Regions from separate parts of the Homo sapiens genome. Here region 2 is linked to region 1. A link is an interaction called in ENCODE POLR2A ChIA-PET data of the cell type or tissue named here. Cell type or tissue: PC-9. All regions are shown on one strand.

What was found. Peaks named below come from ENCODE experiments on the same cell type or tissue, not always from the same donor. Only the 100,000 strongest peaks of a DNase experiment are listed, where the experiment ranks them.
Region 2: POLR2A ChIA-PET joins it to region 1 with 14 read pairs; 2 of 35 experiments call an interaction of 5 or more read pairs at or near these places.

Annotation. Positions count from the first base shown.
Region 1 is chr17:79,927,342-79,935,341 of GRCh38, reverse strand. TBC1D16 (TBC1 domain family member 16) reads left to right here. Exons shown (of 12, transcript NM_019020.4): 12 at 1-2,999. Among named protein-coding and RNA genes, the nearest start is that of LINC01979, 4.6 kb to the right of the region's middle. RefSeq lists an enhancer at 3,611-3,830. In PC-9, no CTCF peak of the experiment used is centred here; a DNase peak (open chromatin) is centred at 1,291.
Region 2 is chr17:80,161,699-80,169,698 of GRCh38, reverse strand. No RefSeq gene overlaps it. Among named protein-coding and RNA genes, the nearest start is that of CARD14, 4.3 kb to the left of the region's middle. RefSeq lists a silencer at 5,975-6,269. In PC-9, no CTCF peak of the experiment used is centred here; a DNase peak (open chromatin) is centred at 3,078.

The DNA of each region.
Region 1 (8,000 bases):
AGGCTGGGCTGCCAGGAGGAAGAGCAGCTCCGGACCTCAGGCCCCCCCAGCAGGCGGCGATGGAGGGTGATGGGAGAATTGACGAGTGCTCGCGGGGTCTCACTCGGGAAAGGGCCGGTTAACTCTGAGCAACTGGGAGCCTCGCTCCCACCCCAGTGCCTGGAAACACAAACAGTATTTTATTGAGCCTTGGCTGCCGGGGCTCTGGTTTCAGGAAAAGCCTCAGTCCTGCATTTGTGAATTTTTAAGGAGGCAAACAAGGTGAATTTGACCTTCCTAGGAGTGGGAGTTAGGGAAAATTCAGGCTGCCCTACCAAGCCCTTGGAACCGTGCAGCAGGGGTCAGGGGAGGGATGGGCAAAGGCGGTTTGGCCCATGGAGCAGGTCTCCTGGTCCTCCCGGAGCACGGGGGGCGGGGAGCTCCAGCTCTTCATCAAGCGCCCTTTGGGGTTTCCAACTGTTTTCTGTTGTTCTCTGTGTGTCTTTTCCCCTTTTGCCTGGGGGCGGGGGCTGGAGGGGAACATACCTCTTATCTACATCACTCGGGTCTCATGTCTGAAGGGCCTGTCTCACCTGCCACCTACCTGGCCTTGGCCTCGACATCTGAGCGCCTCATCACCTCCTCTCCACATGCCCAGGGGTGCCCCTCCCAAGGCTGGCTGGGCAGGTCCCACGGACTAGGCCCCAGGAGGAGCAGTGGGCTTCCCCCAGGAAAGAGCAGAGCCAGCACTGCCTGCCTAGGGAGGGCACCCACTACCAGGCATGGCTGGTGGCTCCGTTTAAAGAAATCTTTGTCCATGTGGGAGTGGGAGGTGCTTCCCCATCCTGCCTGGAAGCCACGTCCTGGCTCTTACCGTGGACTCTGCAACAGCCGTGGTGGCCACATGAAGATGGAGGAACCTGGTGGCTCAGGGGCCCCTGATGTCACCGCCTCCAAGGCAACGGGACTGGGCAGGGCAGCTCCTCAGGAAGGATGATCCCACCTGCACGGGTCAGCCCTGCAGGGGGACAAGGCCCACCACAACCCCACCTCAGGCCACCAACTGGACCTGTCCTGCCAAGAAGGTCCCTTCCAATTTGTCCGGCAGCTGGTTCCCTGGATACAGCCCAGACGCAGCATCATCCTCATGTTCACCTCTGCTGTGCCCTACTTCCCCCGTAAATGACAACTGTGTAGTCACCCACGCCGGGCAAGAGAACATAGGTGCCACCTGGCGGGCCACACTTTTCAGGGGCCGTGCCTCGGGCAGGCCCGGCTCTCTGTTGTCCCGCAGCCCTCAGGGCTGGCGGTGGCTGCTCAGTGCCTAGGGAGTGCCCTTGCCACACAGCTGGGCAGCGAGCATGACTCAGCGTTTACACTCAACCAGCCGCACAGGCTCCAGAGGGGAAGTTCTCTGGGGTCCTTCTATGAGAGAGCATCCTGTCTGCAGCCCTGTTCTGGCTCCTTCCACATCATTCATGCATTCATCCCACGAGGACTATGGTACCGTGGGCTCGCTCTAGGGAAGCAAGGCAGGAGCGCACTGGGGCTACTTGGATTCCCGGGGCAGACACATATGTACCCTGCACACCCTCAAATGAGCAAAGCCACCCCACTGGCCCCTGGGTGAGGCCATGTGGACCCCCACACCTTTGGGGCCGGCTGGGCAAACCTTGAACCCCCAATTTCTGCGTGGCCTTTGGCTGCCCTCCTTCTCCAAGGCGTGACTCTTACTCCAGAGACTCAGGCGAGCACGTGTCCCTTACCTTATTTTCTCTCAATCAAACTGAAACCCATTGTGATCCCCCATAGTCCAGTGCGGTCTCTGTTATTATTACGGGTGTCTCCCTTCCTCCCCGTGCCCAGGACAGGCCATGAGCCAGAGATACAAGGGGCCCCAGGCAAGATGCAGGGCTCTCTGCTCCTGGCTCTTTATCGTCGTCGGGACACCCTTTGTCCAAACTCAAGGAATCCCGGGAGGTCTGGCTTTGCCGCTTTGGCTGGGACTCAGGTACCTGGGCATACCTGCATCTGTGCCCCCTCTTCGTCCCAGTGAGACGGACCCTCAGTATCCCCCCCAACATAGAACAGGAAGGTCTCAAGCCAGCCCCCTCCTCCAGTTCAATCACCCTCCCTCACATCCACCCAGAGAAGTCCAGACCTGTGGCCACTTCCATGCCCTCTCCAGACCAGGAGACACCTGCTGCTGACCTCGTGGAAAACTTAGATTTTGACATTCTGATGCTTCGGAAGTGGTGGCTCCTCCTCCTTCACCCCTCCGCCACCTGTGGGCCTCCTCTCTGCATCTCAAGAGAACAACCAGATCTTTGGGCTCCTGGGGTGTGTGCCATGCAATTTAGACGAAGTGCTTTGAAAATATGCCATTCAGTCTCTGACTAGGAAAATAAGTCTGACCTGATAGGTCCGATGTCATCAGCTCTTCAACATGAGACAAAAGAGGGGATTTTATGTTTTGAGTCATTAGAATGATATAATAATTTTCTGAATTGACATCTGGATGTTGAAATTAGGATGGTGCAAAAGGGGTCCAGGGCCTCAGGCTGGGCGCAGCAGCCAGCTCCCAATGACGCAGAAGCTGCTTCAAAACCCCCTCAACAAAGAGGGGCACATGCAAGTCACCAAAGTGGGAAGCCTTCACCAAGGCCACACCCAAAGTCTACTGATTGTCTGTCCAAAGTTCGTTGATTCCTGGCCATGAACAAGCACAATAGAAAAAGACACAGGGTCCTAGTGGCTACAAGTCAATGTGAATTGGCACATGGTCTAGCAGTTTTAAAATCTGACAGTAGAGTATGGCAATGGGCAAGGGCCAAGAAGTCCTGAGATGGGAGGTCAGCGCTCTAACTGGGCTCAGTGGAGGTCTGTGACCAGTGTCTGGACACTAGCTACAGGGGACCGGGCAGAGGATTCTGGGCAGAAGGAAAATGTCTAAAAGTACTTTGGGAGGGTAAAGGACAGGGGCCTTATTTAAAATAAAGACTGAAGGATAATAAGTGTCACCCAGGTTTGTGGATTATTGGAGGGGGCACCATCTAGCCATTCTCCACTTTTCCAGTGTGGAGAACCTGGGCAAAGGCGCCAGTGGTCACATGAGGTGCTGCCACGGGGCGGGCTCTGGGAGACCCACTCTAGACCGCTGACCTCTTGGTGCCATCCATTCTGCCTCCTAGAACTCTGGGGTTCTGAGTGCGTGCTCTTGGTGGGGGCCTTCCTCTTTGTTGGGAGAGCCGCTGCTGAAGGGGCCTCTCCCTCTGGCCCAGGATGTAGAGGACACGTGAGGACTACACAAGTGCAGGGGTGGGTGCGGGGGTGGGTGCGGCTTTCCAGCCCTCGCCTTCACTGCACTGGAAGCCTGCTTTCTGGTGTGACCTTTGGGTTCCCTCTCTGCAAGCAAACAACCAGCTCAGACAAAACCAACCATGACCACATCTCAGGTGGGTGGCACCTGGGTCACCCTCCCACCACAGCCCCTGGAGCAGTTTCCAGGTACCTGGCCTCCACTGTCTATTCCACTCACCTCCTGCTGATGTGGACAACTTTAGAAATAAAGTACCAGGGACCCCAGACCACTAGGCAAGAGCCCAGGTGCCCCCTGGGAAATGCCACCACCCACCCCAAGAGCAGGGTGGGGTCTAGCTCCTGAAACAGTCTCCTCTGGGCAAGTGCTGCCTTTCTTCAAAGTCCAGGCGCCCTCTTGGTTGTTGGATAAATCCCCAGGTTCTGCCCCATGATTCATGTAGACGGGAGTTTCCCCCGGTTCTCTGTCTTTCTGCCTGGCTGGGCCACAGATGAGTGCCCCAACCCGGCAGACAAACAGAATTGGACTTTTAGGGTCAGAGGCAGCCAGCCTGAGATGGAGTAGGGTGGGGGCTGGGGAGGGTGTTGGGACCCCGGGAAGGGGATGAGGACATTCCAGGGGAGGTGAACTGTTTGTTTCCCTGGAGGGTTAGACAAAGAACCGAGCTCTTGCAGATTTTGCCGGAAATGCAACTAGAGCTATTGATAGGGTTGAGGATGGGGTCTTTCAGGGTGGGTGAGTCCCTGGAGCTGACTAAAGATTAGTGTTAGTGCAGGTCAGATGAGGAGCTGCCCCCACAGGTGTCGCTCCAGGTGCCCACAGCAGGGACAAACCCCCGCCGACCCCCTGCCCCACGGGAGCTGGTTGCAGCTTCCCCTCCGCCTCCCCCACCCCACCTCTCTCTGTCCCTTCCCCCGTGCAGTGGCCTCAGGGTGGCCACCCACCTGCTCCCAGGGGACGTGAGAGTGTTAGCAAAAGCACCATGCCCTTCCCCTCCACCCTCTGGAGCCTTCAGGGCAGCCCCAAAGCGGTCCCAGTGTCTCTGAAGGGGCTGGGGACCCGGAGTCTGAAATTCAGCTGATGGGTCACCAAACTGGCCTGGCCTCTGAGCCTCTGCACCGATCCTCTCACCCCATCAGGTACCTGAAGCTGATCCAGGACACCAAGGTCTGTTTGTGTGGGGGGGCTGCCAGCTCCCCAGAATCTGGCCCACGATGGTTTTGATTAGAGGAAACACCCCACCAGAAAGCATCCCAGAGATACCTAGAGACCCCCTGTGGCTTCCCCAAAGTGTCCCCTCCCCTCCCCACGACCTGAGAGGCTGCCATGCCCACGGCACGGGCCCCCTGGGGTGCTGTCCTTTCTAGAAAGCAGGTTCCAAAGGTGGGGTTCGGGCCTACTTGGCACAGGGAGGCTTAGACAGAAAGCGGGACTCCCCTCTGCCACGGCCCCCCAGACCCCGGCCGGCTCCTCGCGAGGCTGGACCCGCCTCCCCACCCCCTCCTTCGTGCGGTCCTGATGAAGGCGCCGCGTTTTCCGAGACGCAGAACTGCTGTGGGGTGTCTGCAGAGCCCGGGCTTCTCACCGGGAACTGCTCTCCTGGGACGGAGGGCGGCGGAGGCCTCCCGGAGCCCCCGGCCCACCTGAGGCCTTGGGGGCGGGGTCCGTGCGCCGCGAACCCCACCGAGCCGGGCAGGAGGAGGCGCATTTGGGCACAAAGGGACCTCGCGTCCTCAAAATAATCCTCGCCGCTAATTCCCATTCCAGCAGGAAGAGGCCGGCGCCGCTCACATCCACCCCATTTTCCGCGGAAGGGGCTTTGTTGCTTTTCTTTTGATTTCACCCCAGCGGGCGCGCGATCCCGCCCGGCACACGCCTGGCCTCCGAGCCGCTGCGTGCGGTTCTGCCCAAGTCGGGGAAGGAGGGGCGCGCAGAACGGGAGAGGGCTGGAGACGGGCACAGAAGGAGAGGAGAGGAGAAGAGAGGAGGGGAGAGGAGGGGAGAGGAGGGGAGGGGAGGAGAGGAGAGGGGAGGGGAGGAGAGGAGAGGGGAGGGGAGGGGAGGGGAGGGGAGAGGAGAGGGGAGGGGAGGGGAGGGGCGGGGTGCGAGAAGGGGCAGCAGCCCCCGGGCCCAGTCATCCAGCCACGTCAGGTGTGCGTCGGGTAAAGGTAGTAACCTGGTGGCGGTGACGAGGAGGCTGGAGAACGTGCAAGAGGAGGCCGAGCCTCAGAGTCCCAAAAGTCGGAGGAAACTCCCCACCTCCTGGAGCCTCCCACTTGCTGTAATTCCCTGCAGTGACCCACCCCACCCCAACCAGGGCAGCGAAGGACCCACCGGGCCCTGGCCCCAGGCCCCTCTGAGCCTTCCACCCACCCTGCCCAAGCCCTCACCCAGCCCAGCCCTAGAGCCCGCCTGTAGCCGGGACACCGCACCACTCCCTCCACCCTCACCCTCAGCCGCCAGCCCCTGTCTGTCCCTGTCCAGCCCACCCTCTCTCTATAAAACCTGAGCAAAGGCAGGAGACCCTCCCGCCTCAGAAGAGCAGCAGCACCCCGGGCTCCCTGCAGCTCTCTACGGGGCGGGGGTGCAGGAAGCCACAGCGGTGACCACCAGGGCCAGGGCCCAGCAGGCTGGGAGCTGCTGGCGGAGTGGGACAGAGTCCTCACCAACCGAACCGAAGTGCAGTCTGTCTGCCTGATGGATCCCTTGTCATGGGGACCCACAGGCTTGCAGGGCCTGTTTTTCTTGAAAAGAAGGTTTATTTGGGTCACTCTTAGGAGTTCATGCTGCTCTTTGGCCTTCGGCAGCTTGGCTCGGCCAAGCTGGAGCAGGAGGAGAGAGACCAGAAGACAGGCAGCCTGCGGGCAGGCTCAGATCCTGGGCTCCGTGCTCCCACAGTCTGACTCCAGCCCCTCGCCCAGACCCTGGCCCCAGCTCCCAGTGGAGGGACTGCCCGTCAGGGTGGGTTACTCGGCTCTTCCTTCTTGTGTGGGGTAAAGGGACCTCCCTGTCCAGTGCCACGCCCCTCCCAGGTGGCTGCAGGAGAAACCCCCCAGGGGCAGATCATCAGATGGCCCGCCTGTGTGAATAGGCCTCCTTGGGGAAACTCCGGAAGAATTGTTAAATATTTCAAGGTGGGAAGGGGACGTCAAGGTCATCAAGGCCCACTCCAGGTGGGGCATGACCCTCCCTGCTTTGGGCTGCCTTTTCTTTCTCCAGGGCGTGAGGAGCAGGCCATGTGGTCTAGACTCACTGTGTAGCCTTGGACGTCATGTCTGCCCCCTCTGGGCCTCAAGACGTGCCACCTCCATCCATGGTGGGGGAGGCTGGTGGGGGTCCCCAGCCAGACCGTTGGGTTTGGCCCTTGCCTTGGGAGGTGAGGGTGGGAGGCTAGGGGAGTGCTGAGCTCTGGGCTGTGTCCTGCTTAGCTCCCTCCTTTCCTGGAGAACGGTAGGAGCACACATTGAGCACCTGTTGCATACTAAATAGGAAGAGGATTTTTTTTTAAGAGGGAGCAGGCTGGGGAAGGGGATACTTGTTCTTGTCCCTGTGGATGGGTAGGAGCGGAAGCTGTCACAGACAGATTAGGGCCACAAGGGCCAACTTCCCAGCACCTGCCCCTTCCTCCCCTCCCACTCCCACTTCCCCATTTCACCCCCACTTCACTTCTCCCACATCTTACTCCATCCCCTACCTCATTCCCCATCCCACGCCCCCTACTTGGCTGCCCCCACACAGGACCACCTCCCAGGGCCTCCCACCCCACTTTTATGTTCTTGAAACCACAGACATGGAACCTTCATGCACCTGTAAGCTTAGAACTTGGCTGACTTTCCAAAGTGCTGAGCCACAAGAGGCCTCACACCTTTCCTGGAAGAGGAGCCAGCCCCAGGCCAGGCCTGGCAGCCTCTGGGCCAGGACAGCCTCTTCCACGACCCCGCCTAACCCTGCCTGCCAGACCTGCCCGCCACACCATCGGGAAAGTGTCTCCCTCCCCCTCGTCTCATGGCCACTCCTAGATCGCAGCACCCCTGGGGGTCAATGCACAGGGAGCTGTCACCACATGGCCAGGCCAGGGGTGTCCCTTCCTCTTGTCCTCAATGGTGTATGTGAAGAATAGTGCAAGGAGGGTCCCTGCGGGGCTGGCTCTGGCCCCAAGGCCTTGCATGGGCTGCTATGGCAAAGGCCCATCCCCACATACCGTGAGATGTTCCTCACTGGGGGCTTTGGATCAAGGGCACCCCATGGTACCAGGAGAGGCCCGTTCAATATGAGGAGAAAGGCCTGGGCTTGAACCCTGAACTCCTGGTTCCAGCACGTCCTGTGACCTCCCTGAACTTAGTGTCAGACGCTAGGATCCTGGTTATCCCTGCCAGAAACTTTGAGGGCTCCAGTGAAAGGAAGTTGGTCTCTCCCCCACATTAGTGCACCCACAGCCCTCAGTTTCCGGGCCATGTGCTCAGAGAGACACCCGCTCCTGCACCCCAGCATCTCTGTGCACACCTAGCACGTCCCTCCCCATCACGACCCTCCCCACATCCGCCACGCAGTGCCCCGTGATGCCCGCCCCCACCCGGGAGCCCGCACCGAGCCCGGCCCCAGCTGGCAGCCGCCTCGCGGTGTTTGCTGGATGATAAATGAATAAACGGGGGCCTCCTGGATGCTCAGCAAATATTGCCTGAATGAAGGAACGTCGCACGAA
Region 2 (8,000 bases), 230 kb before region 1:
GCCTTTCTTGGTTCTCATGATCCATTATTGGAAGTATCTGAATAATTCCAATAGATCCATCTCAAGTTAACATTTCATAACTATTGTTTAGATTTAGATGAAAGTCTTGGTCCTCCACCTTGAGATATGTCTAGAATCCGATCCATTCTCACCACCTGCATTGTGGTGTCCTGATCATGGCCCACCGGGACCTCTGTAATGGCTCCTAACTTCTTCCCACGCCCCCATCACCAGCGCTCAACACAGCAGACAGAGAAGTCCTGCTAGGGCATGAGTCAGCTCCTGTCATTCCCTTCGGTGTACAGGTCCTGGAGTCCTCAGCGTGACCATGAGGCTCTGCTTATCAGGTCCTTGCTGACCTTATCTCTCTTTTACCTGCTCCAGACACACAGCCCAACAGTCTTGACAGTCCAGGCACACTTCTGCCCCAGGGCCTTTGCACCTGCTGTTCCCACTGCCTGGAACACTCTTTCCCATCCCTCCTTCCAGACTCTACTCAAATGCTACTTCCCAGATCATCCTACTTAAGTCCGTAGACCTCCCATCCTGGCCTTCACTCCCCTTCCCTGTTCCATCTTCTCTGTGGGAATACTGCCTTGACCTAACGTGTATTCTAGTTACGTGGCTTCCTGCCAGCCTCCCCACTCCACAGTAACCTACTGAGGACAATAATTCTTGTCTTTCTTGTTCCCTGCTGTGTCCCCACCCCTAGGGCTGTGATATTCCACAAATATTGGTTGAGCGAATGAATAAACATTGGTTAGGGGCTTGGTTCCCAATGATGCAGACACTGAAAGAAGGGAAATTCACAGGTCCATGGCCTGAGAACCTTCAGGATTATCCTGCGGACAATCAAAGATCGGCCTTCAAGGTCATGTAGCTCATGGTGGCTGAGCAGTAGCTCCAACCCAAATCTCCTGGTGATGAGCCGGCTGAAGGCACAGCCAGTTGGGCAGAGCAAGTGAGAACGCAGGCCGAGGCCAGGTGCAGACATGAACTCTCCAACCAGGGTTACAGCCCCACTGGGTGTCAGCTTCCCCTCAGGCAGTTCATTTAAGCCCCTAAGGCTCAGCTCTCTTAGTTTCCTCCAGCAGACCTCATGATAAGCCCTCCCCCACAGTGGGGAAGCTTGCCAGCTCATCACACTGTGCCAGCCACACAGAGAATTCTAGTTACAGAAAACGCAAAGAAATGCCGCCATTCCCAGTAAAAGAGGGGGGCAGAAGAATGCACTGGAGATGGGAGGAGCCTCCCTAAGAACAGAAATAGCCATAGAAATAGTCAAGGTGCAGCCATAGAAAGGAATGAAGGGCCTTTGCAGAGACATGGATGAAGCTGGAAGCCATCATTCTCAGCAAACTAACATGGGAACAGAAACCCAAACACTGCATGTTCTCACTCATAAGTGGGAGCTGAACAATGAGAACACATGGACACAGGGAGGGGAACAACACACACTGGGGCCTATGGTAGGGGGAGTGGAGGGAGAGCATCAGGACAAATAGCTAATGCACGTGGGGCTTAAAACCTAGGTGATGGGTTGACAGGTGTAGCAAACCACCATGGCACATGTCTACTTATGTAACAAACCTGCACATTCTGCACATGTATCCCGGAACCTAAAATAAAATAAAATAAAAAGAAACAGTCAAGGAAGCCACAACCCTGAAGGACCCTGTGTTTTCTGAGGTCAAAAACCATATCTTAGGCTAGGTGCAGTGGCTCATGCCTGTAACCCCAGTGCATTGAGAGGCTGAGGAGGGAGGATTGCTTGAGGCCAAGAGTTCGAGACCAGCCTGGGCAACACAGGAAGACCCTGTCTCTACAAAAAATAATTTTAAAAAAAAGCCGGGTATGGTGCAACATGCCTGTGGTCCCAGCTACTCCGGAGGCTGAGGTGGGAGGATCGCTTCAGCCCAGGAGGTAGACGCTGCAGTGAGCCGTGGTTGCACCACTGCACTCCAGCCTGGGCAACAGAAGGAGACCCTGTCTCAAACAAAACAAAACAAAACGTATCTTAATCACTATGGCATCTTCAGGAGGGCCCCACTGGCAGGTCATCTATATCACACAGAATTGCAGCTGCATACACATATCCAGAGCCAATAAAGCAGCACCTCTAGTAATCTGGCCAGGTTAGGTTAGGGTATCCCTGGAAAAACTCAGAAGGGGGACCTGGGGGACAGGGGCCAGCAGGCACCAGGACAGCACCACCCAGGGGCTCTGTGCCCCGTGGCAGTGATCAGTGAAGAAACGGACATGTGCCAGACTTGGGCCAGCTGAAGAGCTCCTCTGGGCACTTTTTTTTTTTTTTTGAGACAAGTCTCACTCTGTCACCCAGGCTGGAGTGCAGTGGCTTGACCTCAGCTCACTGCAGCCTCCACCTCCCAGGTTCAAGCGACTCTCCTGCCTCAGCCTCCCGTGTAGCTGGGATTACAGCTATGTGCCACCATGCCCAGCTAATTTTTGTATTTTTAGTAGAGACGGGGTTTCACCATGGTGGCCAGGCTGGTCTCAAACTCCTGATCCCAAGTGATCTGCCCACCTTGGACTCCCAAAGTGCTGGGATTACAGGCATGAGCCACCATGTCTGGCCTCCTCTGGGCACTTTATTCATCCATAGAAGGTAGGGAGTTGGGGAAAAGCTTTGCCTTGAAATCATGATGTTGGCACCAGAAGAAGATGGAGGCGTGAGGCCCTAGAAGAATAAAAATCAGACCCTCACAAGAAAACCCCAAGATCAGGAGTTTAGGTTGATCGAGGAAGGGGGCCTCTACCTGACTCCCCTGCCATGGGTGGATGTAAATAAAGGGTCAGGGTGTATAAACAGGGAGCGTATGCGTCTTCACTCTTGTACCTGGGGGCTGGGAGGATTCCAGGACTTCTTCCAAGACATTCGAAACAGGTCCTCAACATCCTAGCTGGAGACCAGAGTAGGTGTCTCTGGCTGGGTGGCTCTGCAGCGTGGCTGGCTGTGGATGAGGATGAGTGGCAGCAGAGACCTCACGCCCACCTCTGGGCCGCAACAGTGCGTGCAGTGGGCTGGGTGGGGAATGGCAGGAAGCAGCTATTTCCATAAGAGCTGGTAAAACTGGTCACTCCTGTTGTGTTTTACAACTGCCTACCTGACAGCTCCACTTGGATGTCTAGACACCTCAAATATAACCCAGCTAAGTCACATCTATTGACTTTTTTCTTTTTCATTTTAAATATTGAGGCGAAATTCACACAACATAGAATTAACCATTTACAAATTTTTTTTTTTTTTTTATACGGAGTCTCGCTCTGTCGCCCAGGCTGGAGTGCAGTGACGCGATCTCAGCTCACTGCAAGCCCCACCTCCCGGGTTCACGCCATTCTCCTGCCTCAGCCTCCCGAGTAGCTGGGACTACAGGCGCCCGCCACCACGCCCGGCTAATTTTTTGTATTTTTAGTAGAGATGGGGTTTCGCCGTGTTAGCCAGGATGGTCTCGATCTCCTGACCTCATGATCCGCCCACCTCGGCCTCCCAAAGTGCTGGGATTACAGGCGTGAGCCACCATGCCCGGCCACAAAAAAATTTTTTTTAAATACAGGGTTTTGCTCTGTTGCCCAGGCTGGACTGCAGTAGTGTGATCATAGCTCACTTCAGCCTCAAACTCCTAGGCTCAAGTAATCCTCCTGCCTCAGCCTCCCAAGTAGTTGGGATTACAGGCATGTGCCACCACATTCAGCTAATTAAAAAAAATTTTTTTTTGTAGAGATGGGGTCTTGCCATATTGCCCAGGCTGGTCTCAAATACCTGGCCTCAAGCGATCCTCCTGTCTCAGTCTTTCAAAGTACTGGAATTACAGGTGCATGCCACCATGCCTGGCTAATTATTTTATTTTATTTTTTCTAAAGATGGGGGTCTTGCCATGTTGCCAAGGTTGGTCTTGAACTCCCGACCTCAAGTGATCCACCCACCTTGGCCTGGGATTACAGGTGTGAGCCACAATGGCCAGCCAAAATTACCATTTTTAAAATGAACAATTCAGGCCAGGTGCGGTGGTTCACACCTATAATCCCAGCACTCTAGGAGGCCAAGGTGGGCAGATACCTGAGGTCAGAAGTTCGAGACCAGCCTGGCCAACATGGTGAAACCATCTCTACTAAAAACACAAAAATTAGCTGGGTGCGGAGGCTCACGCCTGTAATCCCAGCACTTTGGGAGGCTGAGGTGGGTGGATCACGAGGTCAGGAGATTGAGACCATCCTGGCTAACACGGTGAAACCCCGTCTCTACTAAAAATACAAAAAATAGCCGGGCATGGTTGCGGGCACCTATAGTCCCAGCTACTCGGGAGGCTGAGGCAGGAGAATGGCGTGAACCCGGGAGGCGGAGCTTGCAGTGAGCCAAGATCGCGCCACTGCACTCCAGCCTGGGCGAGAGAGCTAGACTCTGTCTCAAAAAAAAAAAAAAAGAAAAAAAAAGAAAAAAACATGAAAATTAGCTGGGCTTGGTGGCAGGTGCTTGTAATCCCAGCTACTCAGGACGCTGAGACAGGAGAATCGCATGAACCCCAGAGGTGGAGGTTGTAGTGAGCCAAGATCTCACCATCGCACTCCAGCCAGGGTGACAAGAGTGAAACTCTGTCTTAAAAAGATAAATAAAATAAAATAAAATAAAATAAAATAAAATAAAATGAACAATTCAAGCCAGGCATGGTGGCTCACACCTGTTATCTTAGAACTAGAACTTTGGGAGGCCAAGCTGGGAGGATTGCCTGAGCTCAGGAGCTCGAGACCAGCCTGGGCAACATGGCAAAACCCCGTCTCTAATAAAAATACAAAAAAATTAGCCAGGGGTGGTGGTGCATGCCTGTAATGCCAGCTACTGGGGAGACTGAGGCAGGAGAATTGCTTGAACCTGGGATGTGGAGGTTGCAGTGAGCCAAGACCACGCCACTGTACTCCAGCCTGGGTCACAGAGTGAGACTCCGTCAAATAAACAAACAAAAAAACACAATTCAGTGGCATTTAGTAAATATACAACATTGTGTGACCACTATATCTAGTTTCGGAACATTTTTACCACCCAAAAAGAAACCACACACCCGTTAAGCAGCTCCTGGTCCAAGGCAACCACCAATCTGCTTTCCATCTCTGGATTTGCCTGTTCTGCACATTTCATATACGTGGAGTTGTGTAATATGTGGCCTCTTGCATTGGTGTCTTCCCCTCTGCATGATGTTTTGAGGCTCTTCCATGTCATAGCCTGTGTCAGTGCCTCGTCCTGGATGTGGCCATATCATATTCCATTGTGTGAACGCCGTGCGTTGTCGATTCATTTGTCTGTTCATGGCCATCGGGCTCTCGTGAATGCTGCTATTGTAACCGTGCAGTGGGTTCATTTATCCCACTTCCCAGATAGAGCCAATTTATCAAGACAGGGGAATCGAAATAGAGAAAGAGTTTAATTCATGCAGAGCTGGCTGAACAGGAGACTGGAGTTTTATTATGACTCAAACCAGCCTCCCCAGAATTCGGAGGCTAGGAGTTTTCAAGGATAGTTTGGGGGCCCTGGGAATGAGTGCTGCTGGTTGGTTGCAGATGCAATGACAGGGGTGACAGTCTTCTTCTGGGTGAGGCCACAGGACACATTGGCAGGTCCAGGTGGAGCCATCAGCTATCAGAAATGCAAAACCCTGGCCAGGCGCAGTGGCTCACGCCTGTAATCCCAGCACTTTGGGAGGCCAAGGCAGACAGATCACAAGGTCGGGAAATCAAAAACATCTTGGCCAACATGGTGAAACCCCATCTCTACTAAAAATAAAAAATAAAAAATTAGCTGGGTGTGGTGGCACACGCCTGTAATCCCAGCTACTTTGGAGGCTGAGGCAGAAGAATCATTTGAACCCGGGAGGCAGAGGTTGCAGTGAGCCAAGATCGGGCCACTGCACTCCACCCTGGGCAACAAGAGCAAAACTCCATCTCAAAAAAAAAAAAAAAAAAAAAAGAAGAAGAAGAAGAAATGCAAAATCCTGAAAAGACATCTCAAAAGGCCAATCTTAGATTTATGCGTACACATCAGCAGAACTCAGGCTCCTTTCATCGTCCTAACTTGGTAGACTTTCATTAGCCTTATGATGACAGTTTAGTTTTGGAGAAGGGCTATTATCATTTAAACCACAAACTAAATGTCTCCCAAAGTGAACTTGGCACAAGCCCAGTTTGGAGGTTAAAGACAAGATGAGGCGTTTCGCTGGAGCCCATGAGGTTGAGGCTGCAGTGAGCTATGATTGCACCACTTCACTCCAGCCTGGGCTACTCAGTGAGACCCTATCTCTTAAAAAAATTAAAACAAAAACAAAAACAAACAAACAAAACAACCAAACTGCACACTTTGGATTCCATGTGGGATTAACAATGGAAGCTACTCCATTTTGGAGTCTGGTATTTAAAATTCTCACTGCGGCTTGGGTTTGCCTCCTGATCAGGGAATCAGTCCCTACTGGCTTCCATTTATTGATCCTTATCCCTTCCATGAACAGCTTTTGATTTCCTGCCTTCTGTCTTTGGGACACAGGGCTTTTGGACCCTTATGTGCAGGTGGTCAGCTGAGAAGCTGAGACCCTAGAGAATACAGCTGAACAGAAATGTGAGTTAGACTCCACTTGTGGCTAGTGAAACTTCACTTTCTTTGAGCTGTCTTTGGGATGGTTCTGGGTCTTATACAAAAAGAATTATCAGCTGTTTGGCCCAGCTAAAATCTGGTAACAAGAGATTTGAAAGGATTTTTTGGGGGGCAGGGGGGACAGAGTCTCACTCTGTCAACCAGGCTGGAGTACAGTGGCACAATCTCAGCTCACTGCGAGCTCCGCCTCCTGGGTTGAAGCGATTCTCATGCCTCAGCCTCCTGAGTAGCTGGGATTAAAGGCATGCACCACCATGCTTGGCTAAGTTTTGTATTTTTGGTAGAAACAGGGTTTCACCACGTTGGCCAGGCTGGTCTCGAACTCCTGGCCTCAAGTGATTCGCCCACCTCGGCCTCCCAAAGTGCTGGGATTACAGGCGTGAGCCACCACACCCGACCGATTCCCTCTCTTTTTAGACCACACGGGGTAACTTCCTGACATTGCCATGGCATTTGTAAACCATCATGGCGCTGGTAGGAGTGTCTTTTTGCATGCTAACACATTATAATTAGCATATAATGAGCAGCGAGGACAGGCAGAGGTCACTTCCATCGCCATCCTGGTTTTGGTGGGTTCCGGCTGGCTTCTTCATCGCATCCTGTTTTATCAGCAAGGTCTTTGTGACCTATATTTTGTGCCAACCTCCTATCTCATCCTCTGACTAAGAGTGCCTAACCTCCTGGGAATGCAGCCCAGTGGGCCTCAGCCTTATTTTACCCAGACCCTGTTCAAGATGGAGTCACTCTGGTTCGAACGCCTCTGACACCTCTGTTCACTTCATTTAAAAAAAATTGTTCTCCCATATACTTTTACTCCGCCCCACTCCTGCTTCCGCTGCCATATTCAGTACCATGTAAAGAGATCTAGAGATTTCTAATGACCCAAACCCCTTAAGGAACTCAGAAAAAAAAGATGCCACTCACCGTTGGTTGGAGGTCTTCTGCTTTCCTTGTGGAGTTTCAAGCACCACATGGAGAGTCTCCTGAGGTCTAACGCTCCGCTCTCTTTTGCACAGTATTACCCGATTTCTTTGGCTTTTCGGAGATACCAAAAATGACCCTGTATTGTGAGAAAACTTGACCGTGGTTTGCGTAATGGCTAGGCAAGAGATACAGTTTTAGAGGTGGCTGATGGCAGTTGCTTACAGAAAATGGTTATTACTACAGGGGGTGACAAAAAGCATGGTTTGGGGCACCAATGAGGTGGGAAATCAGCCGGATTTGTTTTCTGAGCACCGGTAATGACCCTGCTGGTCAAAGCAGGATGCAAACTGGGTGCAGTGGCTCATGCCTATAACCCCAGAATTTTGGGAGGCTGCAAAAGGAGGATCACTTGAACCCAGGA